Regions from separate parts of the Homo sapiens genome. Here region 2 is linked to region 1. The links are chromatin loops, found by intact Hi-C in ENCODE. Cell type or tissue: spleen. All regions are shown on one strand. Each heading gives the region's core, and the rest is flanking DNA. Links, peaks and the distances in the headings are about the cores only. Region 1 has its middle 280 kb from the start of MIR12115. Region 2 holds the start of LOC124900906 (small nucleolar RNA U13).

Region 1 (15,663 bases), core at 5,026-13,025:
TATAAATATGAATCATAATGTCATATTACAGGCATGGTGAAGCTATTTTATTGCGATGATACAATTTTGGTCTCATGATTAATCTGAGTACAAAGATCAAATAATTGGCTCTGGGAAATCATGTTTACTCTGCCTTTGTAGAAATTAAAGTTGAACCATCACTTGAAGGGAAGTATAGAAGGGATTCCAGCCATATTTGGACTTCAAATGCATTAAGTGCCTAGTTCAATGGTCTCTTTAAAATGTAAGCGTACTACTCGGTTTTTATTAACTCTCATTTATTTTAGTATCTTGATTTTCTTGATGTCATGGTCACATAGGCAGAAAGGCATTGTGGATGCTACTCATTTTTAGGTGTTCAATAGAGCCTGAATTGATTAAAATTTGGCTCAACCTAGAGAAAACTTATAATATTAAAATAGGTGAAATGAATATAAGACAGAAATAGTGAAAATGGTACATGATCATTCCTATAATATTTAAGCAGAAATAGAACCTTCAATGGTAACGTTAACCTTGCAAATGGGGGACCCTTGGTATTGTACATCTACTAGTCTCTAAGTTCTTCGATTGATGCTGTGATTCAATAAGGGCTAAAAAATGTTTATTGGTGATGGTGAATATGATTCATATGCTATTGAAGACTGTATTAAGTGTTGGTCATACGTTACATAAGATATCCTGCTGCTTCCACAAGAAAAGTCTAGTTTTATTGCAACTTACCTTCCAGTCAAACCTCAGGTAGCTTTTGATCTGAGGAAACCCTCCTTATGTAATTGCCTCTGTTTCTACAGTGTCAAATTTAACACCTTCTCATCTGATTTTTCACATGCTATAAAAATCTAGCCATCACTGAGGACTTACTGCGTGCTAGGCATTGTTCTAGACATGTGGCATTTATTTTTACATGTATTATTAATTGCATCTATTGTTAATCCTCAAGGAAACCTTAAGAAGGTAATATCGTTATCCCCATTTCATGAATACAGAAATTTAGACACATGTAATTTAAATAACTTACCTAAGGTCACACAGCTAGTAGTTGTTGGAGCTGGTATATGAATTCAGCAGTACTACCTTTGTGCCTTTAAGGGAGTTATTTTCACTTTCTGGGCCTCTGTTTTTTCATCTGAAGAAATGAGATACTGAAAATATTGAGTGGTCATTCTCCTTGAGAACTGGAATAAGACAAGGATGCTCACTCTCACCACTCCTTTTCAACATAGTACTGGAGGTCTTAGCCAGAGCAATCATGCAAGAGAAAGAAATAAAAGGCACCCAAACAGGAAAAGTCAAACTATCTTCACTGATGACATAATTCTATACCTAGAAAACCCCAAACCCTCCATCAAAAGGCTTCTATAACTGATAAATGATTTAAGTAAGGCTACAGGATACAAAATAAATGTACAAAAATAAGTAGCATTTCTACATACCAATAATGCCCAGGCTGAGAATCAAGACAAGAACACAATCTCATTTACAGTAGCCACAAAGAAAATGAAATACCTAGGAATATAGCTAACCAAGGATGTGAAAGATCTCAACAAAGAACTACATTAAACACTATTGAAATAAATCAGAGATTACACAAATAAGTGGAAAAATATCCCATGCTCATGGATTGGAAGAGTCAATATTGTTAGAATGGTCATACTGTCCAAAGCAATTTACAGATTCACTGCCATTTCTGTCAAACTACCAAGATTATCCTTCACAGAATTAGAAAACGCTATTCTAAAATGCATATGGAGCCAAAAAGAACTCAAATATCTACAGCAATTTTAAGCAAAAAGAACAAAGCTGGAGGCATCACACTACCTGACTTCAAACTACACTATAAGGCTGCAGTAACAAAAACAGCATGGTACTGGTATAAAAACAGACACATAACACCAATGGAACAGAATAGTAAACACAACCACTCTGATCATTGATAAGGCCAACAAAAATAAGCAAGGAAAAGGACTCCCCATTCAACAAATGGTGCCGTGTTAACTGGCTAGCCATATGCAGAAGAATAAAACTAGACTTTTACCTTTCATCATATACAAAAGTAAACTCAAGATGGATTTAAATGTAAGAACTTCCTATAAAAATTCTAGAAAAAAATCTGGGTACTAGTCTTCTTGACGTCAACCTTGACAAAGAAAGAATTTTTGGCTAAATCTCCAAAGGTGATTGCAACAAAACCAAAAATTAACAAGTGGGTTCTAATTACACTAAGGAGCTTCTGCACAGAAAAAGAAATGATCAGCAGAGTAAATACACAACCTAAAGAATGGCAGAAAATATTCACAAACTATGCATTCAACAAAGGTTTAATATCCAGCTTCCATAAGGAGCTTAAATAAATTAACAAGTGAAAAGCAGGCAACCACATTAAAAAGTGGATATGATTCAAAAGAAAACATACATGTGGCCAACAAGCATAGGAAAAAAAGTCCTCAACATCACCAATCATTAGAGAAATGCAAATTAAAACCACAATAAGGTACTATCTCATATCAATAAGAATGGCTATTACTAAAAAGTAAAGAAATAGCAGATGCTGGCAAGGTTGGAGCAGAAAGAGAATGCTCATCCACTGCTGGTGGGAATGAAAATTAGGTCAGCTATTGTGGAAAGCAGCTTGGAGATTTTTTTGAAGAGCTTAAAACAGAATTACCATTCGACCCAGCAATCCCATAATTGTGTATATACCCAAAGGAATATAAATCATCCTGTCATAAAGACACATGCATGTGTATGTTCATCACAGCACTATTCACAATAGCAAAGACATGGAATCAACCTGGGTGCCTTTCAATGGTGGATTGAATAAGGAAAATGCAGCACATATACACCATGGAATACTACACAGCCATAAAAAAGAATGAAATCATGTTCTTTGTAGCAACATGGGTGAAGCTGGAGGCCACAATTGTAAGCAAATTAACGCAGGAACAGAAAACCAAACATTGCATGTTCTCACTTTTTAGTGGGAGTTAAACACTGAGTACCCATGGATATAAACATGGGAGCAATAGACACTGCAGACTACTAGAGGGCAGACAGAGGGAGTGGGGCATGGTCACAAAACTACTTATTGAGTATTATGCTCACTACCTGAGTACATTATACCCATGTAACAAATCTGCACATATACCCTCTGTATATAAAGTAAAAGCTGACAAAAAAGTATATAAATCATGTGTCAAGCTCAATGAATTTCCACAAAGTGAACACACCAGGTAAAAAAATAGAACACAACCGTAATCTCAGGAAGTCTCTCATGCTTCCCTGGAGCCACAAGAGTCATCACTATGCTAATTTCTAACACTGTCAATTAGGTTTTTCTATTTTAAAACTTTATATCAAAATATTTTCTCTACTAAAAAAAATTGGATTGTTTTAAAGCTTAAAGAAGATTATAGCTGTAAAGAGTTTAAAATGTGCAGGTGAGCATCATGCAATAATTTTAAGTTACAGCCATTATTGGCCAGATAAATTTCTAGTTGCTTACAAGAACACTACAAAGTAGTTATTATTCTCCTCATTGGAAGAGGCTGAGTAACTTGCTCACTGCCTTACCAATTAATTAGTGTGAGATTGTTATTTCCCACAACTGGCTTACTCAAAAGGTTTATCTTTCCTGTACACAATCCTATAAAATGTCTGTTCGTTTAATAACTATATTAACTCAAGTGAGATGTCTCCAACCAGCTACTCACAATCTTGGTATTGCTGTGTAGATTAGAGTCAATTAGAGTCAACTTTGAACTCTCTGCTTTCCAGCTCCAAGCAAAAGCCCTGTTGAAGGAAGAGGTGCTGCTGGAAGTAGTGTATAGAACATGTATTCTGCCTACTCTCCCTGGCAATCTGTATTCTATCTCTGTAAGTGGCTGAACCACGAGGAAGTGACATACCTAACAGGAGCTTGTTTCGTTTTTTTGCAGAATGCTCTTCTCAGAATTGTTGTTCAGACTTACTTCAGCTTCCATGGAAGGTCATTTCAAGGAATCTTTTGAAATTTATGATTACATTTGTTGTAAAAATGCTTCTGAGAACACTCTTCTTCACAACACTTGATAGCCCATTTAAAAAGGCTTATTTGAGACTATGTTTCTGGGAAAGGCTTTGGTTGTGTTAAGGAACTAGGATATTTCCTTCTTTTCAATACTAAGCATTATGTAATTGCTTGGTCTTACACTTCTCAACGAGGAAGCTCAGAATCAAATTTGAAGTTATACTACAGTCATTTTGGAATAATAGGCCATAAGTGTGATTGTAATAGGCTGCTAGAAGAGAAGAATATTTGTAAACTATAAGACAGTGCAAAAAAAGGTTTTCTTTAACCTAAAATTTTATTTTGGAATAACTTTGGATCTATAGAAAAGTTTCAAAGATCATGTGATCTGCGGTGTACTGGGTGGTACTGGGTGGCACTGTGTGTGAGTTCACTCTGTGATACTGAGGGTGCTTCCTACTCCTGTGTGTGGGAGTTCCTCCTACTTTATGAGGCAATAGTTTAAACTATTTTACGGTGTAGTTGTGTACACAATTACACTGTATAATTTATACTGTTTACCAGTTTATATACCACTCTGTGTATCCGTTCACACTCATTAGCAGGCATACTACTAACGTGTGTGTGTATTAGCTCAGACTGTGTGTGGTTCACACTACTACCCTGCATGTTAGCTCAGGCTGTGTATAGTTCACACTACTACACAGTGTATTAGCTCAGGCTGCGTGGAGTTCACATGACTACCTTGTGTGTTAGTTCAGGCTGTGTGGAGTTCACACTATTACCCTACATGTTAGCTTAGGCTGTGTGGAGTTCACGCTATTACCCTACATGTTAGCTTAGGCTGTGTGGAGTTCACACTATTACCCTACATGTTAGCTCAGGCTATGTGGAGTTCACATGACTATGCTGTGTGTTAGCTCAGGCTGTGTGGAGTTCACGCTTCTACTCTGCGTATTAGCTCTGACTTTTTGGAGTTCACACCGCTACACTGTATGGTGAGTCACACAGAGGAGAATATTTGAAAACTATGAAGATCATAATTTTACAGTACTGCATTCAGCAGTACTAAATCTGAGGGCCCCAAGAGCAGACACCATTCTTAAAAAATTGATTATAAGGAAAAGAGATACTTTCGAAGATCATCTCTTTATGAGACTAGTGGGCAGAACTGCTATGTTTAGCGTTTACATGTCTTTCTGCCAAGTCTGTAAGTCAGAAGTTGAAGCTACAACAAAGTTCCATGTGTGTGGCAGAGATTTCTGGTGTTAGCGCTTCTAGTGTTAGTGGTGCCCAGGAGAGGCTTTTATTTAGAATTTGTGGTGAAGGACAAGGGAGAAACCATTCTTTATGGATTTTTGATAATCCACATGGATAGCGGGGCACATGGCCTGAGTTTGGATCTGGCTATGTTAACCTCCTAAGCTATGGCCAAGGATTTATATTTCCAACACCCAAACAGTGGCTTTGCCAATAAACAGTGGTAGATTTTCTTAATATATGGATAACATTTGGGATGCAATATCAAATAGAAAGTAGGTGCAGAGTGGTCACCTTTTGGCGGGGATGGTGGGGCAAAGCCTCAAGTGCCCTAAAGGTACCCAGGAGTATGGCGTATACTCAAAGAGAAGAAGTCGGTGTTGAGTTCTGCACTTATGAAGGCAGGAGCTAGACGGCGCAGAGAGTTTGCTGAGCCCTCAAGAAACAATCAGCCACATAGCCCTGGCTGATGATTGACTCAATGGCCAAGCCCAAAAAGTTAAGGAAACAGAAACACAGGGAAAGTAGGGGAGAGACACATTCCCACCCCGTACTCCAAGAGGAGGAGTTTTCCCTACACAGTCCTGGCCACCGGCCTTGCCTTTACTCTTTGCCCCCAGGAAGTGGGGTGAGTTGTCTGGCTGATGTCTGATAGTCACTGGTGCAGGTCTTTTGGGGCCCCTGTTTCCTTTCCACATCTGTTCAGTGCAAGAATACTGGGGAAGAGTCTCTTCTCCAGCTCAGTGTTCCCCAAGGAAAACCATAGCAGGGCAGCCATTGCTGCTGCACACCTAATGCTGTACTCCAGGCTAGTTTTTGTCAGTCTCCATCTGCCTAGATGCTTTGCATCTTTCAATAAGTCAGAACGCAGATACTGAGGAGATGGCTCTAATGAATTAGACTTCTAAACCCCAAAAATTCCTATCAATTCCTGTAGTTTTAATTTTGACTTGTTTGTATAGGGTTTGTATATGATTAATGTCTGTCTTCTTGATTAGCGAGTCCAGGGGTGGGAAGGGTGATTGCATTGTATTTCTGGTGCCTGGCCCAATGTGTCAAAGTCACACATAAAACTCATGGAAGGAAATGAATCAATACGTCTCCTAAGCCCTTACATTCTCTCTGGGCCTCACTGTCTTCCCCTCTTACAGGGCCCTCTTGCTGAAGTATGTAAAGCTCACTTGGACCACCCTGCCACAGTAGTCAACACAGAATCTGTCCTTGGAACTAGTTTTAACTCCAGCGAAGCTACCCACGTGTCACAGCGCCAGCACTCAAGGAGAGGCAGCTCTGTGCAATTGCGTCCAGGGAAAACCCCTGTTCCAAAGAAAAAGCCTGCATTTTCCCCTTTGCCTTTTCCTGACTCCTTACTTCTAGCTTTGGGATTGCAAATTCTGGCTTGGACTTGCTTCTCCAGCAAACCCCTTAGTGTGCCTTCTTGAACACACCTACATGCTTTCTTTGTTGCTAGATGCCCCAGGAAGGTACTGGAGTCTCAGACTTGATTTCAGGAGACAATGAAATCCAAGCTGACTGACATCCTCTTTTCCCCACCTGGGCCACCTTGGGTGCTCTGGAAAAGTTGAAGCCAGCCCTGGGCACAGCTCAGTGAGAGGAATTTTGCTTTCAGTCTTTTCTTTAGAGGGTGGGGGCAGTAAGGAGGAAGGAGAGAAAAAATTTACAAATACAAAAGCAAAAGAGTCACTTTTCCCATTTCTTTAAAAGTTCAAGCACGCATTTTCTTTCCTTCCTTCCCTGGGTCTTTCTAGGCTTTATTATTTCCTTTTGATACACGATTTTCTCTGGGGTTTATCTCTGAACGCTTCCCGGACTCCTTCCCCTGCTATTTGATAGGAGACAGGCAAAGTCCAGCACAAAGAAAACAAACAGAGCCTAGTGACGAGCAAGTGGTCTGCTGGTCCTGGCCACCTGCCGGAAGGCATTGAGGCAGAGCCCAGCGACACTTCTTTTGAAACAGAATGATGTGCCTGCCATCCAAATCAAAGGTGCTTATAAAAAGAATTCCCTCTTTTGGGTCTGGGTTTTTTTTCCTCCCAGCTCCGGGTCCTGCTGTCCTCCTGCTGTCACACAGGAAGGACCCACAGTCTTATTCCTGCTTTGAATGGCAAAAACTTTAACTTGTAGTACTTTTTCCTGTTCAGCTTGCTGCAGCCAACTCTGTTTGTGGTTCCAGAACCTGGCCAGTAGCTGTTACCTACAGTTTTACCTTCCTGTTTCACTTTCTTTTCTAAAATACGGGCTTTTTCCTCCTCTACCATAAAAGTAATACATGCTTCCTATAGGAAATCACTACAGAAAGAGGCAGGAAAAAAAAAATCATCTCCTGTCCCCCACGACCAAAAGATAAATTTGAAACATTTTATTCTAGACTTTTTTCTAGCATCCTTAAAGTTGGAACATTCTCGGCATATTCTAATTATTTTCTTATTCATCAGATATTGAGGATTCACAAGTGGGATTTTGTTTTTGGGTAGGAGTGTTTTAAGGAAGAGAGAGAAAGAGAGAAAAATGCTGGACACAGAAGGGGCATAAATTCAAGCACCCTCAGAATAATAATATTTCATCTTTTTGAACTCTCAGATTGGTGCTTGCTTACAATATTTTATATTTAGATTCATACATTAATAAAAGAGAGAAATGATGAGTCAGCAACTACCTGGGTCAGCATCCCTCTGAGATGAATAACTTTGCAGCACCTTCAGCTACTCTTCTGAATACTGCGGGTGTCCAGGGGACTGGAAACAGTTTATTTCTACATTATCAGTGTTCTTCAAGGAAGCAAGTAAACGAAGAGATGGCAGGCAGCTTCATTAGGTGCAAAGCAGAGAATGGCGCCCCCTGTGGGCATGCATGTGGAGGGCAGGGCTTGCACAGCTGCTTGTTTCCAGCCCCAGCCACCTCCCCTCCCAGCACCTCTGGGCAGGGCACGACAGGTGTAGCTATACATGGTGGCTTGTGACATGGACAGGAATCAGCAGAGCTCAGCTTGAGGTCTGCCTTGACCACATGTTTGCCTTTGGCCATTCTCCCTTTGTGGATTGGCTTGTTTCTTAGTGCAAGTGACAAAAAATTAAATGGTTTTTAAGGCGCCTTGTAGGTCATACAATCCAGGTACAAAGTAAAACTGCATTTATAGAATTTGGAGACAAATCTCGACACATCCTTATATCTCACCCAAGGTCTCATAGACCTGGCTGACTGTCAGAGAGGGTAGGGTTAGCCATCAGCCGGGATCCTGCACCTGTTCCTTACTAGACATGGGTGACCTGGGCATGATGTTTAACTTCTGAACCTCCCTTTACTCTTTGTCGAAAGGGAGTAGTAATGTGCACCTTTAGGGCTATTATAAGGATGCAATAAAAAATTAATTCCACAAATACTTATTAAGCACCCACCAAATGCCCGACATAGTTTCAGGAAGAGTTGGAAAGCAGTGAGCAAGAAGGGGAAGAGGTCTCTTGTCTTGTGGAGCTGCCATACTTGTTGGAAGTGACGAAAACAGGAAATAAATAAAAAATCAGTGTTGTATAGACCATTAAAACCAGGTGAAGCCAGGTACAGTGGCCCACACCTGTAGTCTCCACTTAGCAGACTGAAGTAGGAGGATCACTTGAGCCCAGGAGTTCAAGTCCAGCATAGGCAACATAGCAACCTTGTCTCTAAAAATGTTTTTACCAAAAGAAAGAAAATGAGTGGTCAGGGAAGCTCTCTCTGAGGAGGTGGCATTCAGGCTGAAATGTGAATGGCAAGAAGGAACCAACCATGCAACAGTGGCTGGGAAGATATTTTAAGGGAAAGGGAACACAGTGTGAAGTCTCTAGGAAGGAACGGGATGAGCTTCGTGTGTTGTGGCCTGAAGTGAAACCTAGCTGGCTGGAGTGTGGAGGGTGAGGAGAGTGAGGCATCCAGAAGGAAGGGAGGTAGGGAGCAGGGTCACAGAGGGTTACATAAGTCAGGAAAGCAATTGAGACAAGGGAGAGCCTTCCCAGTTCCCGGCCCAAAGGTGCTCTTGAGTGAGCGGCGTATCTGTGACAATGAGGAGAAAGAAAATGAGAAGGTTCTGAACGAACCAGTTTCTTCTGAGTCCTAAAGGATAAAGGTAAAAACTTCTACCAGATGCTGCTTTGCCAGATGGTTTCCGTAGTGGAGAGTGTCTGCCTGCGTCAGACAGAAGCCCTGGGGGAGAACTGGGCCCTCTGGGGAGTCTTCGGAGGAGACGCCATCAGTCCCTGAAAGTGGAAAAGTGACTAGAGATAGCCATTAGGTTCACAAAAGAAACCTTAAAATAGATTCAGTTGGAGATGCAAATTCAGTTCAGAGCAGGACTGCCGATGTGTTGAAGCTTAAAAAATTCCTCTGGGAGAATTGGGAGGGGGAGAAAAACGAAGGCAGAGCAGATGGCTTGGTGAATAGGAGGCCAACACTCCGGGCTACTCAAAGAAGGGAATCTTAATTAAGGGAAGAAGCCCCAAATAACAAAACTGGTTGCTCTCCATTATTAATAGTAGTTTTCGTCCATTTGTGAGTTGGTGACAGATTCATCCTGGGCTATTTGGGTCTGAGAGGAAAGGAGCTGTGTTCCTCTTCTGATTTACGAAGTCTGATAGAGCAGCCCAGAGGCCACTCCTTAGGATTTCAAGGAAGGCTAATGTTGCAAATGAGAAGTAATTACAGCTCTCGGTTTCCAACTGTCCGAGTGGTAGCTCCGATGGTTAATTGGCTCTGCTTCCTTGGTCTACTTTCCCGAGGCTTTTGACCTCATTCTACTTCCTCTCCTATATCTTGGGGGAATTTTCCCAGTCCAACAAGCTCTGCACATTTAGGTTACCTCTAAGGGTTGGGTGTACCATCTGACAACAATTGATTTCCAAGCTTCTGCAGCTACCTTGGCTAGTTGTCTATGGAGTTAAAGAGTGCTAGCGGTTCATTAGCACCTGTGACATTTTCATTAGCATTAATGAGGCTCATCTGCAAAACTCAGACCCAGAGAGATTAGAATTATTCTGTGCCATAGGAAGTAATTGGCGAAACTTTCCCTGGCTCATTTAGGCCCTAGTTAGGAACAAAGGAGCATCGAATTTGTCCCAAGATGATAATAGTGTTACTTGTAAAGATGATTTTCTGGCAAGTTTGAGAAACAATATTTTCAAAATATTTTATAATGGAGACTTTCAAGCACACATAAAAGAATAATGTTACAATGAACTTTTATGTGCTCATCACTCAGTCTCAACAATTATTCACATTTCGCCAATCGTTTTTCATCTATTTCTCCCCTTTTATTTCTTTGCTATTTTCAGACCTCATAGTGTCTCATCCTTACTTTTTTCAGGGAATATCTCTAATATGTCCCCCCCATGCCATTGTTGTGAGTTGCGTTCTCTGGGAAGCAAATTCTGAGATGCAGAGTAGTGGACAGAAAATTTATTAGGAGTGGTTTTCAGGATTTGCATCTGCAAGAGGGAATGACAGGAAACAAGGCCAGGACGAGGGAGAAGTTGGACCACTAGGTAATACCTATAAAAGACTCGGCTTGGACCAGGCGGTGGCTCACGCCTGTAATCCCAGCACTTTGGGAGGCCAAGGCAGGCAGATTGCCTGAGCTCAGGAGTTCGATATCAGCCTGGCCAACATGGAGAAACCCCATCTCTACTAAAAATATAAAAATTAATGGGGCATGATGGCATGCACCTGTGATCCCAGCTACTCTGGAGGCTGAGGCAGGAGAATCACTTGAATCCGGGAAGTGGAGGTTGCAGTGACCTGAGATCGCGCCACTGCACTCCAGACTGGCGATACAGCAAGACTCCTGATTAAAAAAAAAAACAAAACAAAACTCAGCTGATCCCTGTGGAAAGCTGCAATGCTGAATGCTTATTACTTGTCCAGGGTCTGGAAGAGAAAGCTGGGCTTTAATATTCCCATAATACTCCCCTATGGACCATCCTGTCACTAGGAAGTGAGCATAATCTTGAGGAAGGTGTCCTTCGGCCTAGGGCAGTTTGAGGGCAATTTCTGGAGAGGCGAATAGCAGGTGGCTGTCAGCTGGCAGTATCCTGAGCTGCGAAGGGAATCATCTTATTTCTGAAGGAGGATCAGGGTGGCTCATCATAGCATCCATCACAGACATTCTTGCATCTAACAACATTAACAAGAATTCTTTAATATTACCTAGTAATTAAACAATGTCCACAAATCGTTATGTTAAATGAAGTTAAAAAATTTCTTTAATGCGGGTCTATTCTGAGGTTTAAATATACAAATGAACGTGTGACTTTTCAGGAAGATTTTTAAACGTGAAACATTTAAAAAAATTATTTGACTGTCTCATGTGTTTTTGGTTTTGTTTTTATTTTTATTTTTTTGGGACGTATACCAAAAAACAATGCTCTGAACTCAGTAAACATGGGGACGTGGCAGTTTTAATTTCACAGTGTTAATAGCTAAGGCCAAGACTCTCTCACGTGGCAAAGAGGTGAGTGTTTGGCATAGAACTGTAAGAGTAAATGCTACTTGGATGCTACTTCATTCTAAGACAGCTATGAATTACGTGAGCATCTGAAGATATTTTGCAGTTCGAACAAGATATATACTAAAAACGCTGTGTACTTTGTCACATCGACAGTCACTCACTAACAGAGCTTTTTGACGCGGTCATTTCTGCAGTGGAAGGAGAAACTGATGAAGAGTCTCTTTGTGGGTGCTGTGAGGTTATTTTTAGGTTGCTACAAAGCCTCATTTATAACTGCGACTCTAATCTTAAGAGGCTGGTGTTGGAGACCAAAGAACTGGAAAGAAGTGGTATTCTAAGGTTTAGTGAAAGGTCCATAAATCAGTAGATTGCAGATGTGCATACAGCACGGACCAGGCATTGGAAATGATAAAAGGGAGATACAGTTTGCTTTCATAGGCATTTCTATTGGAGTGATGAAAAGAAACATGGTAATTAACAGAATGGAGTGAAACAAGTAAACGTGTGCAGTTTTGTTTTGTTGTTGTTGTTGTATAGTTGGTTCTCTCTTGAACTCTTTTAGAAACATCACCTCAATTAAAGTAAGTATGCAAATGTCATTTCTTTTTCATAAAAGTAGAGAGCATTCTTAATCACACAGGTAATAAGTGAACAGATTGATTGGGAATACAATCTAGACATTTTAACAGTAACTCTATTCTAGTTCTGGCAGGCAATGGTGCAGTTTAGCAGGGGCTCAGGCTAGGGAAAGAAATACTGTCTCAAAAAAAAGATTATATGCAGTGGCTCATGCCTGCAATCCCAGCACTTTAAGGAGGCCAAGGCAGGAGGATTGCTGGAGCTCAGGAGTTCAAGACCAGTCTGAGCAACATGGTGAAACCCTGTGTCTACAAAAAATAAAATGAAAAATGAAAAAAAACTAAAAGAAAAAATGTCCCTTGTAAACTTTATAGGCCTGCAGAAACATTACTTCTTATTAGTACATCTGAAAATCTGCTGTTTTTCTAGCAACCTTTGCTTTGACATATATCTTATTTTAGGTGCACACTTGTCATTCAGTGATTGCAAGTCATGTACCACCAAAATTAATGAAAATATATGTATTTCCACTAGAATATGTATGCTTTAAATTCTTCAGCCTGAGGAGAAGTAAAAATGAGAGCATTAAAGACAATCTGGGATACAGTTATTTATATATTATGTCTGCCAAATTCTCTGCCAATGTGCAGTTTAATTTCAGGTTTCCCTTAAAATGTCACTGCTAAAAGGTAAAAGCTGGGTAACAAGCCTGTGGATAAAAATAAACAGACGGTTTATACAAAGGGAAAATACAAAGCAAGAATCAAAACTCAAGATGTGGGTGAAAACTGAGCGATGAGCAGTTTTTGCATTTTAAGGAAAGTCCGAAATTTGCCTAAAGTTGTGAATCAAGGGGAGAAAGCAGTTCTTTTCTAAATGAGTAGACCTTAAAATTCTATCTTACTGCCATACTCTAGCTAATCAAAGTGGAATTTGGGTGCTTGACCTCACAATCAAGATGGAAATCTTGAATTTCTGCAGCTTCCTTATTTAGCTGAAGAATTCTAAAACATATCTAATAGAAAACCATCCTTAGAGCATTTCCCAGGTGATAAATTATTTTCTCTGGCTTAATACCTCTGAACAGCTATTAAGTTCACTTAGAAAGTTGTTTGTGTCTTAACATTGTCACCATTACTTAGTAGACACCTAGAATTTTCTATGTTCCTTTAATATTCGTTAATGGAAATAATAAAAATGGAAGAAAAAATGACCTAGTACTGTGGCTTGGGATAAGGAGATCACATTCTAATTCTCATTTATTCAATATTTATTTAAAGAATCAATTTTTGAGCACCAGGCTCTACTCTAGATGTCAGGGATAGAGTTTTGAACAAAAAACTGTGTTTGTTTTCATGAAGCTTATGTTTATCATATGAAGAAGACACAAAGTAAAGGCAATGTAACACAAATGGTGCTTGCTACAATGAAGAATCAAGGAGGATAAAGGGATTTAGAGGATTGTTGGGTGCTCTTTTGGAAAGAATGGTCAAATAACTCTCTGAAGTGTTAATATTTGACATAAATATTGAAGGATTTTGGGAAAGAATGGTCAAATAACTCTCTGAATGTTAATATTTGAGATAAGCCTTGAAGGAACTAGAAGAACAAATTTGAGAATTTAAGGGAAGATTGTTCCTGGAAGGGGAAACCTAAGCAAAGGCCCTGTGGCAGGCGTTACTTATTTGACAAACCAGCAAGGAGGCCAGCATGGTTGGAAAGGATTGAGCTAGGAAAGGAGGATGATAGATAAGAAATAAATTGTAGAGCAAGCTGGAGGCTATATTACATGGGACCTTATAGGATTTGGTAAAAGTTTGGATTTTACTGATATGCAATGGAAATCCATTGGCAATCTTGAATAGAAGAAGCACATGATATAATTTATATTTTAGAAAGATCATTCCAGCTATTACACGGAAAACAGTGAAGAGAAGAGCAAAAGTAAAAACAGAGATCAGTGGATGACTGCTGCAGTAATTCAGGATATACAATGCTGTGGTGAGGTGGTAACATGTGGTTGTATTTGAGATATATTATGTAGGCCAGGCCAAAGTATTTCATGTGATTGTTCTGTAGAAATCTGGTTTATATAAATGACTTTGAGAGGTGTTAAAATATAGTGAAATGAGTCCCCTTTATGATATTTTATTATATAAAATTTCAAACATATACAAATGTAAAATGAATAGGATGGTGGACCTCTGTGTATCCATTACACAGATTGAACAATTATTAAGATTTGGTCAATCTTGTTTCACTGATGTCTTCCTACCAGTATTTTTTCTCTTCCTGGATTATTTTGTAATAAATCCTAGAAATCACATCACTTTACCATCAATAGTATGTATGTCTAATAAGTAAGAACTTTTAAAAACGCCACAATATCATACACAAAACCCTACAATATTAACAAAGTTGATAATAATTCTTTATTACAATCTAAAATCAATAGGTGTTCAAATTTTCCCAGTGTTTCCTTAGGAATGTATTTTTGCAGTTGGGTTGATTAGATTAGGATCCAAAAAAAGTCGACCCATTGCATTTGATCAAAATGTCTTATAAGTCTCTTTATATCCACCCACCTTCTTCTATCCTTTTAATGTTTTTTTGTTTGTTTGTTTTTCTGACACCTATTTGTTGAGATCCTGGATGTTTTGGATGTTTGCCCTGTAGAATTTTTTTCTTTTCTTTTTTTTTTGAGACGTAGTTTCACTCTGTTGCCCAGGCTGGAGCGCAATGGCGTGATCTTGGCTCACTGCAACTTCTGCCTCCCGGGTTCAAACCATTCTCCTGCCTCAGCCTCTGGAGTAGCTGGGATTGCAGGTGACCGCCACCACGTCCGGCTAATTTTTTGTATTTTTAGTAGAGACGGGGTTTCACTATGTTGACCAGGCTGGTCTCGAATTTCTGACCTCGTGATCCACCCGCCTCGGCCTCCCAAAGTGTTGGGATTACAGGTTTGAGCCACCGCTCCCGGCCTAGAATTTTCTATTAGATTTGACCGATCATATCATGTAGTATTTAAACATTTTTTTATCCTCATTATTTACCGTAAAACTGTTAGGTAGACATAGAGGCTTGATTATATCCTTTTTTAGGGGCAAGGATGGGGAAAAATAATTCAAAGATGGTACCATGTACCACCTATTGCATCGGGGACACATGATTGCCAGTTATCAATCACACTTAAATGAGGTTAAAATTGATGAGTGGTATGGTAGGCTAAATAGTGACTCCACTTTCTAAAGACATCTGCAGCCTGATTCTGAACTGTGAATATGTTATGCTATGTGGCAATAGGGACTTTGTAGATGTAATT
Region 2 (15,663 bases), core at 4,023-12,022, 120 kb before region 1:
TAAGAATGAAGTAATATATTTCTTTCAGCAAAATAGAGTATGCCAATCTCACATATCTGCATTTAACATTTTGCAGGTGAGGTTTGCTCTCCAGCTAAAATTATTCTCTTTCATATGAACAGGAGATTGGTTGAGTGATAGTTCTTAATTCAAGAAGGAGCAGTGTAACTGTGACTGAAAAGCTATTCAGAAGCAAAAATATTCTTCTAAAAATAGTTTTGCGTTCTATAGAATGTTACTCATTTAATAGTCACCTTTGAATATTGAAATTCCTTTTGACTCATCAGATACATTCTGTCATGACATAAAAGACATGCTTTAAGAATTTAGCGATTCATGAAGAACCATTTATAATTTCATATTTCTACTTTAGGGAAATAGTTATGGGCAGAATGTTGGAATGCAACTCTCCCTGCTTCAGTGTCAACTGAGGTATCAATTCCATGAGTATCAGGGCACCAAATGGTGTGAAAGCATCACATGCAAATTTTATGAAAAAAATGTAAAGGGAACTGTTCCAAAATACTAGATACATCTGACATGCTAAGGATAAAAGAAGAGGTCACACAGACTTTTGAGAAGGGGACTGGGGAAGACAGATCTTTGCAGAAGCTATTGCCATATTTGGAGAAGGAGAGGGGTGTGCTGCCTTCTGTGCCTCCAACCTAGTGGGAGGGATTTCCATGAGGAGACCTAGAAAGGCTGCTATGTTTTTCTTTTTTTTTTTTGAAACTGAGACATAATAAGTAATATATAACTTAATAAGTAATAACTTACCTACTCCCAAGAAATGTACAGAGAGACAGGATGTGGTGGGCATAATGCCAGTCCCCCAAAGATACCTATGTCTTAATCCACAGAATCAGTGAATATGTTACCTCACGTGGCAAATGAGACTTTGCAAATGTGATTCAGTTAAGGACCTTGATATGGGGAGACTATCCTGGATAATCCAGGTGGGCCTAACGTAATTGCCAGGGTCTTTTTGAAAGGGAGGGAGGAGGGTCAGAGTCAGAGAAGGAGATGTGACGATGGAAGCAGTGGTCAGAGTGACGTGGCAGGAACCAAGGAATGCAGACAGTCTCTAGAAGCTGGAAAAGGTAGGAAACAGGCTGTCTCCATTTCACCAGAGCCTTCTGAAGTAGGTAACTGATTTCATGTATCTGACCTCCAGAACTATAATAATAAGTGTGTGATATGATAATTTGTTACTGAAGTAACAGAGAATACATAGGCTGATGCTTTGTTGGCAGAACTCAGAGATGAAGGCCAATAATGGCCTTGTCTATGTCAAGGGAAATGGAACAGAGTGGGTCCCAGAAAGCTCAAGGGCAACTTAATGATACCTCCACTCATTTTTCCAACATGTAAGTCCTCATAGAGGATAAAGCCACCTTTAGATTGATATGGAAGATAAGGTGTAGAAATGGAGAAACTGACTGTCACCAAGGCTTTGAATCATAGCAGTTCCAGCAGTCTGGAAGATAGGAGAAGACTTGATATTAAAGCAAACTTACAACTTTATTATCTTGAACTGGACTTTCTAATTACTTAATCAAGAATTTTTAATGGTATAAAGGGATCATGGAGCTTTCCAGAATTTTCTTCTAGGGAGAATTTTTGTCTCTTACTGCATAAACAAGAGAGTAGAAGATAAAATATAGTTATGCTTTTAAATTCTATGAATGTTTTCAAATATCTAAAAAATTAGACTAGGACAATGAATTTTCTTCTACTATGGACTTAATTGTTTCTCCCCCAGACTCATATGTTGAAGTCATAACCCACTATGTGACGTTTTTGGAGTTAGGGCTTTTAGGAGGTAATTAAAGATGATGGGTTCATTAGGGTAGGGTCCTAATCCAATAGGATTTGTGGCCTTATAAGAAAAAGAGAGAGCGAGAGACAGAGAGAAGGAGAGAGAGAGAGAAAGAGAGACACAGATTTCTATCTCTCCAATTTGCACACAAGAAGAAAAGCCTTCTGAGCACACAAAAGTTGGCCACCTACCTGCAAGGCGCACTCACCAGACCTACCCATTCTAGCACCCTGATCTCATACTTCCAGCCTCCAGAACTGTGAGAAAATAAATTTTTGTTGCTTAAGCCACCCAGTCTATGGTATTTTGTTATAGCAGCCTGAACAGACAAATACACCATCTATTAATGTTCTATATTATCAACATTGTGTCCTACTTTATCTATTTTCTCCCTCCCTTCCTCTTTTTCTTTCTTTCTTCCTTTCCTTTATTCTTGTAAAGCTCGTTTTAAATTAAACTTAGACATAATGTGATTTTCACTTCTAATTTTATCCATCGATGTCTTTAAAAAATAAAGATGACTTACAACTTAACTATTGGGACAAACATCATTACCATTTATTAGCATCTAAATTCCCAAACCTGCTGGGTCCATGGGACTTTGAAGTGAGTTATGTGCATGTGAATTGCTCTCAGTACTGAAATGAAAGCAGAAGGAACATGTATCAGTTAGCTATTACTGTGTGCTAACCCCTACCAAGATTTAGTGGCTTAAAATAAGAATTTCTCACTGTTCTCTTAATCAGGTGGACATTTCTTCTGGTCTGAGATGGCGTGGCTGATGTCTAGGGTTAGCTGGCTTATTTCTTGGTTGTGGCTGGAGGGTCTAGGAGAGCTTCAGCTGAGATGCTATCTTTGCTCCACGTGTTCTCTTATCAGCAGGCTGGTTTTGAATTTTTTCCTATGGTAGTCCCAGGCTTCCAAAGACCATCCAGAGAGTAAACTCCAATGCACAAGCACTTTTCAAGCATTTGCTCCTGACACATTGCTAATGTCCCATCCACTAAAGTAAGTCACATAGCTAAGCCCAAATTCAAGGAGTAAAGAATAGACTTCATCTCTTGATGGGAAGAACTGTAAAGTCATAAATGAGTGTGCATACAGGATGAGAAGACTTTATGATGTGGCCATTTTTACAATTTGCTATGGGTTTCTGAGTTATGATTAACTGAAGGCTCTGTTTTCAATATGGTGCATGAGGAGACTGGATAACAAATTAACAGTTGGGAACTGGAAGTGGAAGAAAGTACAACAGGATTAACAAGAAAAGCAGCAGGATAAAATACAGGAAAACAATAAATTTACATAAATATTGATTGCCCTGCAAATTTACTTAACTATTATCATAAATTTCTTGTACATTCTTTTCTGTGTACATGATCATGTTGCCTACAAATAATGACAGTTTTAAATTGTTCTTTTTAGATGCTCTTTATCAAGTTGAAGCCATTTCATTCTATTCTTTTTTTAATGTGTGTGTGTATTTATATGTATGATAGATTTTTAAAAAATTTCAGCCTTGATTTTTGATACAGGAAGTACATGTGAAGGATTGTTACATGCATATATTACACCCAGATAGTGAACATAATACCAAATAGGTAGTTTTTCAACTCACACCCATCCTCCCTCCCTCTCTAGTCTAGTAATCTATAGTGTCTATTGCTCTCATGGTTATGTCCTTGGAAAATCAATGTTTAGCTCCCAATAAGCGAGAATATTCATTTGGTTTCCTGTTCCTGCATTAATTCCTTTAGGATTATGCTCTCCAGCTCCATCCATGTTGCTGCAATGGACATGATTTCATTCTTTTTTATGGCTGTGTAGTATTCATGGTGTATATGTTCCACATTTTCTTAATACAATCCACCATTGATGGGCACCTAGGGTCTATTCCATGTTTTTTTCTATAGTGAATAGCATGGCAATGAACATATGAATGCATGTGTCTTTTTGGTATAATGATCTAAATTCTTTTGGGTATATTCCCAGTAATGAGTTTGCTAGGTCAAATGGCAGCTCTGTTTTAAATTCTTTGAGAAATCTCCAAACTGCTTTCCACAGTGGCTGAACTCATTTGCATTTTCACCAACAGTGTATAAGCATTCTCTTTTCTCATCAGCCTCAGCATCTGTTATTTTTTGAGATTTTTTTTTTAATAACAGCCATTCTGGCTGGTATGAGAAGGTATCTGATAGTGGTTTTGATTCGCATTTCTCTGATTAGTGTTGATGAGCATTTTTCATATGTTTGTTGGCTGCTTGTATATCTCTTCTTTTGAGAAGTGTCTGTTCATGTTATTTGCCCATTTTTTAATGGGGTTATTTGTTTTGCTTGTTGATTTAAGTTCCTTACAGATTCTGGATAGAGCTTTGTCAGACGCATAGTTTGTGAATGTTTTCTCATAATTTGTAGGTTGTCTACTTCCTCCGTAGGTGGTTTCTTTCACTGTGTAGAAACTCTTTAGTTTTTGCTCTTCTCAAGGAGTATCTTTGTGGTGTTGTCTGTATTTTCTGAATTTGAATGTTGGCCTGTCTTGCTAGATTGGGGAAGTTCTCCTGGATAATATCCTGAAGAGTGTTTTCCAACTTGGTTCCATTCTCCCTGTCACTTTCTGGTATACCAATCAAACACAGGTTTGGTCTTTTCACAGAGTCCCATATTTCTTGGATGCTTTCTTCATTCCTTTTCATTCTTTTTTCTCTAATCTTTTCTTCACACTTTATTTCATTAAGTTGATCTTCAATCTCTGATATATATATGTTTTTTTCTGGTTGTTCGATTCAGCTACTGATACTTTGTGTATGCTTCACGAAGCTCTTGTGCTGTGTTTTTCAGTTCCATCAGGTCATTTATGTTCTTCTCTAAACTGGTTACTCTAGATAGCAATTCTTCTAACATTTTTTCAAAGTTCTTAGTTCTCTTGCATTGGGTTATAACATGCTCCTTTAGCTTGGAGGAATTTGTTATTGCCCACCTTCTGAAGCCTACTTTTGTCAATTTGTCAAACTCATTCTCCATCCAGTTTTGTTTCCTTCCTGGCGAGGAGTTGTGATCCTTTGGAGAAGAGGCATTCTGGTTTTTGGAATTTTCAGCCTTTTTGCGCTGGTTTTTCCTCATCTTCGTGGATTTATCTACCTTTGGTCTTTGATTTTGGTGACTTTCAGATGAGGTTTTTGTGCAGACGTCCTTTTTGTTGATGTTGATGCTATTCCTTTCTGTTTGTTAATTTTCCTTCTAATAGACCTCTCTTCTGCAGGTCTGCTAGAGTTTGCTGGAGGTCCACTCCAGCCCCTTTTCACCTGGGTATCACCAGTGGAGGCTGCAGAACAGCAAGGATTGCTGCCTGTTCCTTCCTCTGGAAGCTTCCTCCCAGAGGGGCACCCGCCAGATGCCAGCCGGAGCTCTCCTATATGAGGTGTCTGTTGACCCCTGCTGGGAAGTGTCTCCCAGTCAGGAGGCATGGGGGTCAGGGACCCACTTGAGGAGGCAGTCTATCCTTTAGCAGAGCTCCAGAGTTGTGTTGGGAGATCTGCTGCTCTATTCAGAGTCAGCAGGCAGGAACGTTTAAGTCAGCTGAAGCTGTGCCCACAGCTGCCCCTTCCCCCAGGTACTCTGTCCTAGGGAGATGGGAGTTTTATCTATAAGCTCTTGACTGGGGCTAATGCCTTTCTTTCAGAGATGCCCTGCCCAGAGAGGAGGAATCTAGAGAGGCAGTTGGCTAAAGCGGCTTTGCCGAGCTGCGGTGAGCTCTGCCCAGTTCGAACTTCCGGGCAGCTTTGTTTGCACTGTTAGGGGAAAACTGCTAGCTCAGTGTCTGCCCAAATGGCTTCCCAGTTTTGTGCTTGAAACCCAGGGCCCTGGTGGCATACGCACCTGAGGGAATCTCCTGGTCTGTGGGTTGCGAACACTATGATGAAAGCATAGTATCTGGGCTGGAATGCACTGTTCCTCCTAGCACAGTCCTTCACGGCTTCCCTCAGCTAGGGGAGGGAGTTCCTTGACCCCTTGCACTTCCCAAGTGAGGGAAGCCCTCACCCTGCTTCGGCTTGCCCCCTGTGGGCTGCACCCACTGTCTAACCAGTCCCAATGAGATGAGCCCGGTACCTCAGTTGGAAATGCAGAAATCTCCCACCTTCTGCATTGATCTTGCTGGGAGCTGCAGATTGGAGCTGTTTCTATTCGGCCATCTTGCCAGCCACCTGGGTGGGTGAATTCGTGAGCTTGGTTTCATAGGCATAATTTTTGGTATTATAGTTTAGGCTGTTAGCCAGTAGATGGTGCTTAAGAGCAATGGCTGGTAGCTAGGTTAATACCCAGCCATGTCGTTTTTGTACTTCCTCTTGTTTTCAGTCCTGCTCTGTGGTAGGCAGAGGAGACAAATGGCCTCCTCACCAGGTCCTCTCTGGGCTTTGGGGAAGTCCCCAAGGATCAATGGTGCTGCACCTGCATTTCTTTTCTTAGGTGTTCCAGGCTGCAGTATCCCCTCAGGCAGAGGCTGGCAGGGATATATTCCACATCTTTCTGGACTGGCCCTGCAGAGGATGGCATGCACCACTACTGCCCCCGCCCAGGAACACATGCTTCTCACCCCTCTCACTGCTCTGATGGTGGGGGCTGCTTCTCTGCTTGAGGGCCGGCCACAGATCTCAGCTCCATACTCCTGAGCTGCATGTTGCAGCCCTGGGGCACTGGGATGTCCTGCAGCTCGGGTTGGGATTCTGGATCTGATGTATTCCTGGGTTGCCAGGAAAGTGCTCAGGTGCAGCAATACTGGGCTGCAGGGGCTGCACTGTGCACCAGCTTATGCAGCACAGCTTGGTATGGACCCTGGGAGGGGCCAACGAGCAGGAGGGCCTGTAGAGCAGACATACTTCAGTCCCATGGGGAAGCTGCCCACTCTTTCGTGGCTGGAAGGTCAGCTGGGGCCCGTGCCTCCTGGAGGGGTGTGGGGAGCCCTGGGGGATGAGTGTCTATGGCCACATTCCCTAGAACTGCCCAGCACACAAAAGCTCCTATACTTTGTGCTGTCTGAAGGCCTGGCAGTCTTTGCTTGCTCCCCGAGGACATCCCCTGCCAGTTCATGCATCCATGGGGACATGAGGTCCCCTATAGCTAGGATCCCAGAGGTCCATTCTGAGAGAGAGCCATTCCTCAATTCCCTCACTCACCCCTTTCCCAGTCGACAAAGTCAGGAACCATTCCCTGGGTTAAGGTATCCGGTGCAGGGTTCCCCGCGACCTCCCTCTTCAGCCTTGGCTTTAGTCTTGCCTCTCCACCCACTTTTGGCATTTTCTTTCTGAAGATCTGCCCAAATTATGGTGGTTTACTTAATAATCTGATCCCTCTGGGTGGGAGCAGAACTTTTTGGCTGCATCCAGTCAGCCATCTTGTCCCCCTCCTCGTTCTATTCTTAAGGTGGAAACTTTGTTCATTGGTATTAGGTCTTTCTTTTTACCTAGGATAAGCATTTAGAGCTATACATTGTCTTCAAAGTTCTGTGTTAGCTTCATCCCTAAAATTTAAAAAAATTGTCAGCCATTTTGAAATATTTTCTAATTTTCCTTGTCATTTCTTGTCTGACCCTTGCATTGCCTAGAAGTGTCTTAGGAGATTTTCTAGATATGACTATTGTTATTAAATTCTAATTTAGTTTCTTTTGCATTAGAGAACATACTTTGTATGCCCTTAATCCTGTCAAATTTGAAACTTATTTTATGCTGAGCATGTGATCTACCTTGAATATTTTATAAGCATGGTAGAGAATGCGCATTATACTGTTGCTGGATGTGGTGTTCTGTAAAGGTAAATTGGGTTAGATTTTCAGTGTTGTTCAAGATGTCTGTACCCTTGTTGGTTTCTGTCTACTTTTTCTCTCAGTTGCTAAGAGAAAGCTTTAATCAAAATTTTCTATCTACTTCTCCTTTCTGTTATGTTGTTTTCCTTATTAATGTATTTGAAATCTTGCAACTACATGCATGCAAACTTAGGACTGTTGGGTCTGTTATGAATTAATAATTTTATTATTTAAAAATATTTGACTTCATTATTGGTAATATTTCTTGTATCAAAGTCTATTTGACTTCTATTAATATAGCCTTTCCAGTTTTCTTTTCTTTTTTTTTTTTTTTGACAGAGTTCTGTCTGTCACCCAGGCTGGAGTGCAGTGGCAGGATCTCGGCTCACTGCAGTGTCTGTCTCCCGGATTCAAGCGATTCTTCTGCCTCAGCCTCCTAAGTAGCTGAGACTATAGGCACATGCCACCATGTCTGGCTAATTTTTATATTTTTAGTAGAGACGCGGTTTCACAATGTTGGCCAGGATGGTCTCAATCTCTTGACCTTGTGATCTGCCCGCCTCGGCCTCCTAAAGAGCTGGGATTACAGGTGTGAGCCACTGCACCCGGCCCCAGTTTTCTTATTATTAAATTTTTCATATATCCCTTTTTCCATCTTTTTATTTTAACCCATCTTTGTGTATTTAAAATGAATTCTTCAAATATATCACATATAGTTGAATCTTGCTTTATAAAAAATACAGTCTGAAAATCACTGCCTTTTGTTGGAGTAGTTTATAATTTAATATTATTAATATTGCTGGGTTAAAATCTTACTGTTTGTTTTCTGTTGTCCCATTTCTAGTTTGTTCCTTCTTACCATTATTCCTGGCTCTTTTTTTGATAGGGTATTTTTAATATTTCTTTTTATCTTCACTATTGGTCTGTTTGATCTTTTTTCTTTTTTCTAGTGGATATCTCAGGGTTTGCAAAATACATATCTAATTTCTTTCTTTTTTTTAACTTTTATTTTAGGTTTGAGAGTATTTGTTATATAGGTAAACTCATGTCACAGGGGTTTGCCGTACAGACTATTTCATCACCCAGGTATTAAGCCTAGTACCCATTAGTTATTTTTTCTGCTTCTCTCCTTTCAACCACCCTCTACTCTCAAGTAAACCCCAGTGTCTGTTGTTCTCTTCTTTGTGTTCACAAGTTCTCATCATTTAGCTCCCACTTGTGAGAACATGTGGTATATGGTTTTCTGTTCCTGTGTTAGCTTGTTAAAGATGATAGCCTCCAGCTCCATCCATGTTTGCACAAAAGACAAGATCTTGTTTTTTTTTTATGACTGCATAGTATTCCATGGTGTATATGCACCACAGTTGCTTTATCTGATCTGTCATTGTTGGGCATTTAGGTTGATTTCATGTCTTTGCTATTGTGAATAGTGCTGCAATGAACATTTGAGTGCATGTGTTTTTATGGTAGAATGATTTATATTCCTCTGGGTATGTACCCAGTGATGGGATTGCTTGGTCAAATGGTAGTTCTCCTTTAGCAATTTGAGGAATTGCCAAACTGCTTTCTGCAATGGTTGAATGATTTATACTCCCATCAACAGTGTATAAGTGTTCCCTTTTCTCCACAACCTCACCAGCATTTGTTATTATTCATTGGTGTAAGATGGTGTCTCATTGTGGTTTTGATTTGCATTTCTCTAATGATCACTGGTATTGTTAATTTTATGCCTTGATGATCTGTCTAATACTGCCAGTGGCAGTTGAAGCGTCCCATTATTATTTTGTGGGAGTCTATGTCTCTTTGCAAGACTCTAAGAATTTGCTTTATGAATCTGTGTGCTTCCATGTTGGATGCATATATATTTAAGATAGTTATGTCTTGTCGAATTGAACTCTTTATCATTATGTAATGCCCTTCTTTGTCTTTTTTGATATTTGTTGGTTTAAAGTCTGTTTTGTTAGAAATTAGGATTGTAACCCCTGCTTTTTTCTGTTTTTCATTTGCTTGGTAGATTTTCCTCCATTCCTTTATTTTGAACATATTTGTGTCATGAGTTTCTTGAAGACAGCATAACATTGAGTCTTGCATGTTTTTTTTTACTCCAACCTGCCACTCTGTGCCTTTTTCATGGGGTACTTAGCCCACTTACATTTAAGGTTAGTATTGATATGTGTGGATTTAATCCTGTCATTGTCTTGTTAGCTAATTACTGTGCTGGCTTGTTTGTGTGGTTGCTCTACAGTGTCACTGGTCTTTGCATTTAAGTGTAATTTTGTATTAGCTGATCATAATTTTTCTTTCTATATTTAATCCTCCTTTCAAGATCTCTTGTAAGGCAGATTTGGTGGTAATAAACTCCCTCAACATTTGCTTATCTGAAACAGTTCTTATTTCTCGTTTGCTTATGAAACTTAGTTTTGCTGGATATGAAATTCTTGGCTGAAGTTTTTTCCTTTAAGAATGTGAAATGTAGTTCTCCAATCTCCTCTGGCTTGTAGAGTTTCAGCTGAGAGGTCCACTGCTAGCCTGATGGGGTTCCCTTTATAGGGGACCTGCTCTTTTTCTTTCATTTCAACCTTAGAAAATCTGATGATTATGTGTCTTCAAGATTATCTTCTTGTGTAGAACCTTGCAGGAGTTCTCTGTATTTTCTTAATTTGATTATTGGCCTCTCTGACAAAGTTGGGAATATGTTCATGGACAATATATTGAAATATGTTGTTCAAGTTTTTTGCTTTTTTCCTATCCCTTCCAGGGATGTCAGTGACTCATAGATTTGGCCTCTTTACATAGTCCCATAATTCTTGGAGGTTTTAGTCAATCCTCTCAATTATTTTTTATTTATTTTTGTTTTACTTCTTATTTCAGAGAGCCAGGCTTTAAGTTCTGAGATTTTTTTCCTCACCTTGGTCTATTCTACTGTTAGTACTTATGATTGCATTGTGAAATTCTTGTATTGTGTTTTTCAGCTTTGCCAGATTCATTAGGTTCCTTTTCATACTGGCTGTTTCATCTTCCAGCTGTGGTAGTGTTTATTGTGATTCTTAGTTTTCTTGATTTCAGTTTTGCCATACTTGTGAACCTCAATGATCTTTGTTTCTATTCATATTCCAAATTCTGTTTCTGTCATTGCAGCTAGCTAAGCCTGGTCAAGAACTCTTGTTGGAGAACCAGTAAGGTTGTTTGGAGGACATATGACACTCTGGCCATTTGAGTTATCAGAGTTCTTGCATTGGTTGAGTACAGTCAGTGAACTTCTTTACTGGATGTTTTCTCAGTACCGTGCTTTGTGCAGAGTCTTTATTTGAAGCAGACTTCTTGTCTTTGGTCTCACAAGGGGGTATGTTAGCAAGGTATTTTGGTGTTGAAGCTTTGGGGTGTGATCCAGTAGATGGTACTTTGGCTTATTGGTCACTTGGTAGACTCTTGTTTGGTTATGTGGCTCCCCTGTGTTTCCTCACAGTTGCAACTGGGTTCCCTCTCAATGCTCTGAAAGTTTGGGCTGCTCTCCCCATTGAATGCTGGCTGTAGATTTCAGTTTGTCACTCCTGCACTGCCCACTGCAGCACTAAGGCCATCTCAGGGTTTATGTTTCTCCCCCTACTTGGAGGCAACAGAGGAAGGGACCTTAGTAGTCCTTGTGGCCAAGGGTCTTTTGTTTGTCTCCTGAGGGCTCCACCCCAGAAAGGTGCAGGTCAACAACTGTTCAGTGCAATCATCCCAGGATGGGGGATCTGTGTGTGGGCACAAGCCAAGGGTTCCTTGTCTGGTTATGAGCAAGCTGGGGTGGGGGTGTGCAGAACCTGTGGGAGATGGACTGGTTTCCTCTCCTTGGGTCAACTGCAGCTTGTTGAAGGTATGGATAAGGCACTTAGGGTTTTTGCGTCTTAATGAGTCCTAGGGTAGTAAATGCAGTTCCACTGCAGAGGGCAGAGAGGCTTTCAGTTGCCCTCAGCAGCTCTCTCCAGGTTGTTGCATAGCTGCTACTGGCTCAATAGCCTGGCAGAGGGTGGTCGGAGGCCTAGGCTTGGAGGACCTGCCCGGTGAGGAGCTATGGGGACAAGCACCTATGTAACAGTCTGGTCACTTTTCCGAGGAGCTACTGTAGTATGCTGGGGGTCTACTCCAGTCTCTAGTCACCTTGGATTTTCCAGTACCTGGAGTTATCAACAGTAAAGACTATGAAACAGCAAAGATGGTGTCCTGCCCCTCCCTCTGGGAGCTCTGTCCCAGGGAGGTTTCAAAACTCTGTCTGCTGGAGAACACTGATGAGGGTAGCTGGAGACCCCAGTTGGAAGGTCCTGCCCAGTGAAGAGGAACAGGGCTGGAGGCTTGCTTAAAAAAAAGCAGGCCATGTTTGCATATAGCCACTGTGCTGTGCTGGGGGCCCACTTCAGGCCCCAGTCACCTCAGACTCTCCAAAGCCTGAAGGCTAAAACGGTGAAGTCAGCCAAACAGCAAAGGTAGTGGCTGGCCTTGCTGCTGGGAGCTCTTTTTCAGGGAAGTGTAACACTGCTACCAGTGGCTGAATGGAGTTCCAAGCCAGTGGGTCTTATCCTGTGAGGTGCCATGGAAGCAGGGCCCATAGACTATTGCTTCTCAGCCCACTGGATTCTGCCCCTTTTCTAATGGTGTGTATGGAGCCCTGACCTCCTGCTTTGCCAGAGTTTCAGCTCCTTTGCGAGGAAGCCCGGAAAGCCCAGGTATCTAAGGCTCCCAGGTCTCTGCATGTGACTGAGCAGAGATTCCATGATCTGCTGGGATTCCATGTAGGTCTGTGTGTCAGACTGAAGGCCTGGTGGAATGGGTTCATGAGGGTATCTACTCACCTGAGGGTTGCAAAGATCTGTGGGAGAAGCATGGGTTCCTGGGGTTGCATATTTACTCACCACTTCCCTGGACTGGGGAGGTTCCCCTGTGTTGAGGAGGTTCCATTCCTCTCCATGACAGCAGTGCACACTAGCTGCTTTTAGTTGGCCATCTCAGCTACCCCCTCTAATTTCTTATGGCATTCTGATGACATAACACTACTTCATTGACAATGGAGGAACCTTGCAACAATATTCTATTCCATTACCCACTTCTATATTTGGTTCTATTTCTAGATATACTTTACTTCTCTCTATATTATAAACCACACAGTTCATTGCTGTTATTTTTTCCTTACAAAACAAAATATCTTTTAAACAAATTTAAAAACAAGAAAAAGTTTCAAATTTTACCCATATATTAACCATTTTCACCATTTTGTATTCCTTTATGTAGATCCAGGTTTCTATCTAGTATTCTTCTCCAACCTGAAAACCTTTTAATATTTTTTATAGTTCCAGCAAAAACCCTTAGAATTTAATTCTTTTATTGATTTCTTTGAAAAAGTATTTTGTCTTTAGTTTTGAAGGACATTTTTATTTAATACAAATTTCTAGGTTAACTTTTTTCCCAGGACTTAAATGCTTTTGCTACATTGTCTTATGGCTTGCATTTTTCTGATGAGAACACTAATAATTCTCTACATTTTTCTACTATATATGATGTCTCTTTTTTCCTCTCTGATTACTTTAAAAATTTTCTTTTTGTTCTTGGTCTTCAGTAATTTCGTTATAATGTGTTTGGTGTGTTTTTCTTCGTGGTTTTTTTTGGCGGGGGGATTTGTATGTTGTTTTCATCAAATTTATAAAATATACAACCTTATTCCTTTGAATATTTTTCTTTTTCATGTAAGTGAAGCCTAATGTTGTCCAAAAACCACTGAAGTTTTTTTTGTCTGTTTGTTTCTTTTGTTTTTTGAGACAGAGTCTCACTTTGTCACCCAGGCTGGAGTGCAGTGGAGACATCTTGGTTCACTGCAACCTCTGCCACCTGAGCTCAAGAGATCCTCCCACCTCAGCCTCCTGTGTAGCTGAGTATAGGCACATGCCACCTCACCTGGATAATAGAGATGGGGTTTCACCATGTTGCTAAGGCTAGTCTCAAACTCCTGGGCTCAAGCAGTCTGCCTGGCTCAGCCTCCCAAAGTGTTAGGGTTATAGGCAAGAGCCATTATGCCTGGCCTCTGTGTATTTTTCTTTCATCTATTTTTCTTTCTGTGCCTTAGTTTGTGTAGTTTCTATTACTCTATCTTCAAGTTTACTGATCTTCTGCAGTATCTGATTTATACTAAGTCAATCCAGGATAATTTTTATCTTAAGTATTGTATTTTTCATCTTTAAGACTTGATTTTCTTATCTGTATTTTGTATTATGTGTATGTTTTTATTTAAAATTAAATATTCATCATATTAACAATAGCTCTTTTAAATCCTTGTTTGATAATTTCATCATAAAATTCATTTCTAGTTTTTTTTTTCAGGTCAGATGCCCATTGTGCAGACATGGTAACAAGTTTCAAGTACGGCACATCTCACACATGTGCGTGAAACACCCAATCATCATGCTCATGAACTACCAGAGGATCATCATTTCTAGGTTTTAAAACTTTTTATTCAGACAACCTCACTCTGTCACCCAGGCTGGAGTGTAGTGGTGCAATCATGGCTCACACTGCAACCTCTGCCTCCCGGGTTCAAGTGATTCTCTTGCCTCAACCTCCCAAGTAGCTGGGACTATAGGCATACACCCCCACATCTGGCTAATTTTTGTATTTTTGGTAGAGACAGGGTTTCACCATGTTGGTCAGGCTGGTCTCAAACTCCTGACCTCAGAGGATCCACCTGCCTCAGCCTCCCAAAGTGCTGGGATTACTGGTGTGAGCCACAGCGCCCAGCCTAAAACATTTTTTAATGACTTTTTTCTTCCTGGATACTGGGTTCCATTTTCCAGCTTTTCAGTCTATTATTATTATTATTAGTTTACTTAATACCACATGTTTTGATTCTTGTTATTGAGTGTTGACTTTTATGTTGTTGAGTTTTCTTAAGGAGCACTGGCATTTTTTCTGGAAGGGAGTTAAATTACTTGCAGATTTGCTTGATATTTTAGAGGCCTGTTTTAAAGGGCATGTCTAGTGTAGCCTTTACTGCAAGGCTACTTTATCATTTAGAAATGATACCGCTCAAGTCTCTACTCTTGGTAGGGAATGTCGCAGGTGGGCAATGCAGCCTCTCCAACAATAGTTTGTTGAAACTCAGAAGTCTCTCATTCCTTTGTGAGCTCTGAGAATTGTCTCATTTATAGTTTCTAATCGTCCTTTCCTGACATTGTGAAATTTTACCCCATGCAAGCACAGCTTAGCATTAAGTTATAGTTTGGAGCAGATCCCTATCAGATTCCTGGAGCTCTTTCCTTGCCTAGTCCCCTCATCTCTGGTTCTTTCCTACAGATTCCAACCACATGAGCGTCCCTGAATTCCAATCTTCCCTTCACAAACTTAGTGACTCTCCTATGCTCTGCCCGGGTTCTTTCTTCCAGCATGGATTGTAAAGTACCAGCAGGAAGAAAGCCAGAGTGATTGTATTGTCCATTTTGATTATTTATCTTAACTTAGGGATCATAGTTCTTTGAAATATATGTTCCAATTAGCAAAAACAGTTGTTTCACATATGTAGTCCATTTTTCTAGTTCTTTATGATGGGTGGACAAGTCTATCTTAGTTACTCCTTTACAACTGGGAGTAATGTCCTCCACTCCATTAGATTTTAAGATAACTTATAACATGGTTTATTAATTCCCCCAGAGGTAACCAAGGCATATAAAACTGTTTGCTCAAATATATTTTCTATTAATAAGATAGAAATTTTATCACTCTTACAAATTAAAGGAAATGATTGCAAAAGATCTAGAGAACTGATGGTTGAAATAGAGGCTTCAGTAGCTAATAAGAATGTTTCTCAATTAGCAACATAAAACCATGTAATTAAGCATCATTTGATCAGTCAAGCATCGTTGTTGAGGATCTGTATAATTTCTTACTCTCTTCTGAATTTGGCAGAACATTTTTTCATTGTCCATACATATTATAATAATGTCATTGGTTTTTATCATTTTCTAAAGACTGAGTCTGATTATATTTTGAGGAACTATTAATTCTTGGCTTACATGGCTCTTAG

Evidence for each region. Peaks named below come from ENCODE experiments on the same cell type or tissue, not always from the same donor. Only the 100,000 strongest peaks of a DNase experiment are listed, where the experiment ranks them.
Region 2: a loop joins it to region 1, with 2.9 times the contacts of the local background. A loop is called at or near these places in 5 of 110 quality-filtered maps.

Annotation. Positions count from the first base shown.
Region 1 is chr4:22,229,825-22,245,487 of GRCh38, reverse strand. No RefSeq gene overlaps it. Among named protein-coding and RNA genes, the nearest start is that of MIR12115, 280 kb to the left of the region's middle. RefSeq lists a silencer at 7,028-7,322 and an enhancer at 7,028-7,322. In spleen, for the core only: a CTCF peak has its summit at 8,145 (motif pointing left); a DNase peak (open chromatin) is centred at 8,130; H3K4me3 peaks cover 1,202 bases; H3K27ac peaks cover 1,850 bases.
Region 2 is chr4:22,347,858-22,363,520 of GRCh38, reverse strand. It overlaps LOC124900906 (small nucleolar RNA U13), which reads right to left and starts at 14,071; the gene lies at 13,967-14,071. In spleen, for the core only: no CTCF peak of the experiment used is centred there; no DNase peak of the experiment used is centred there.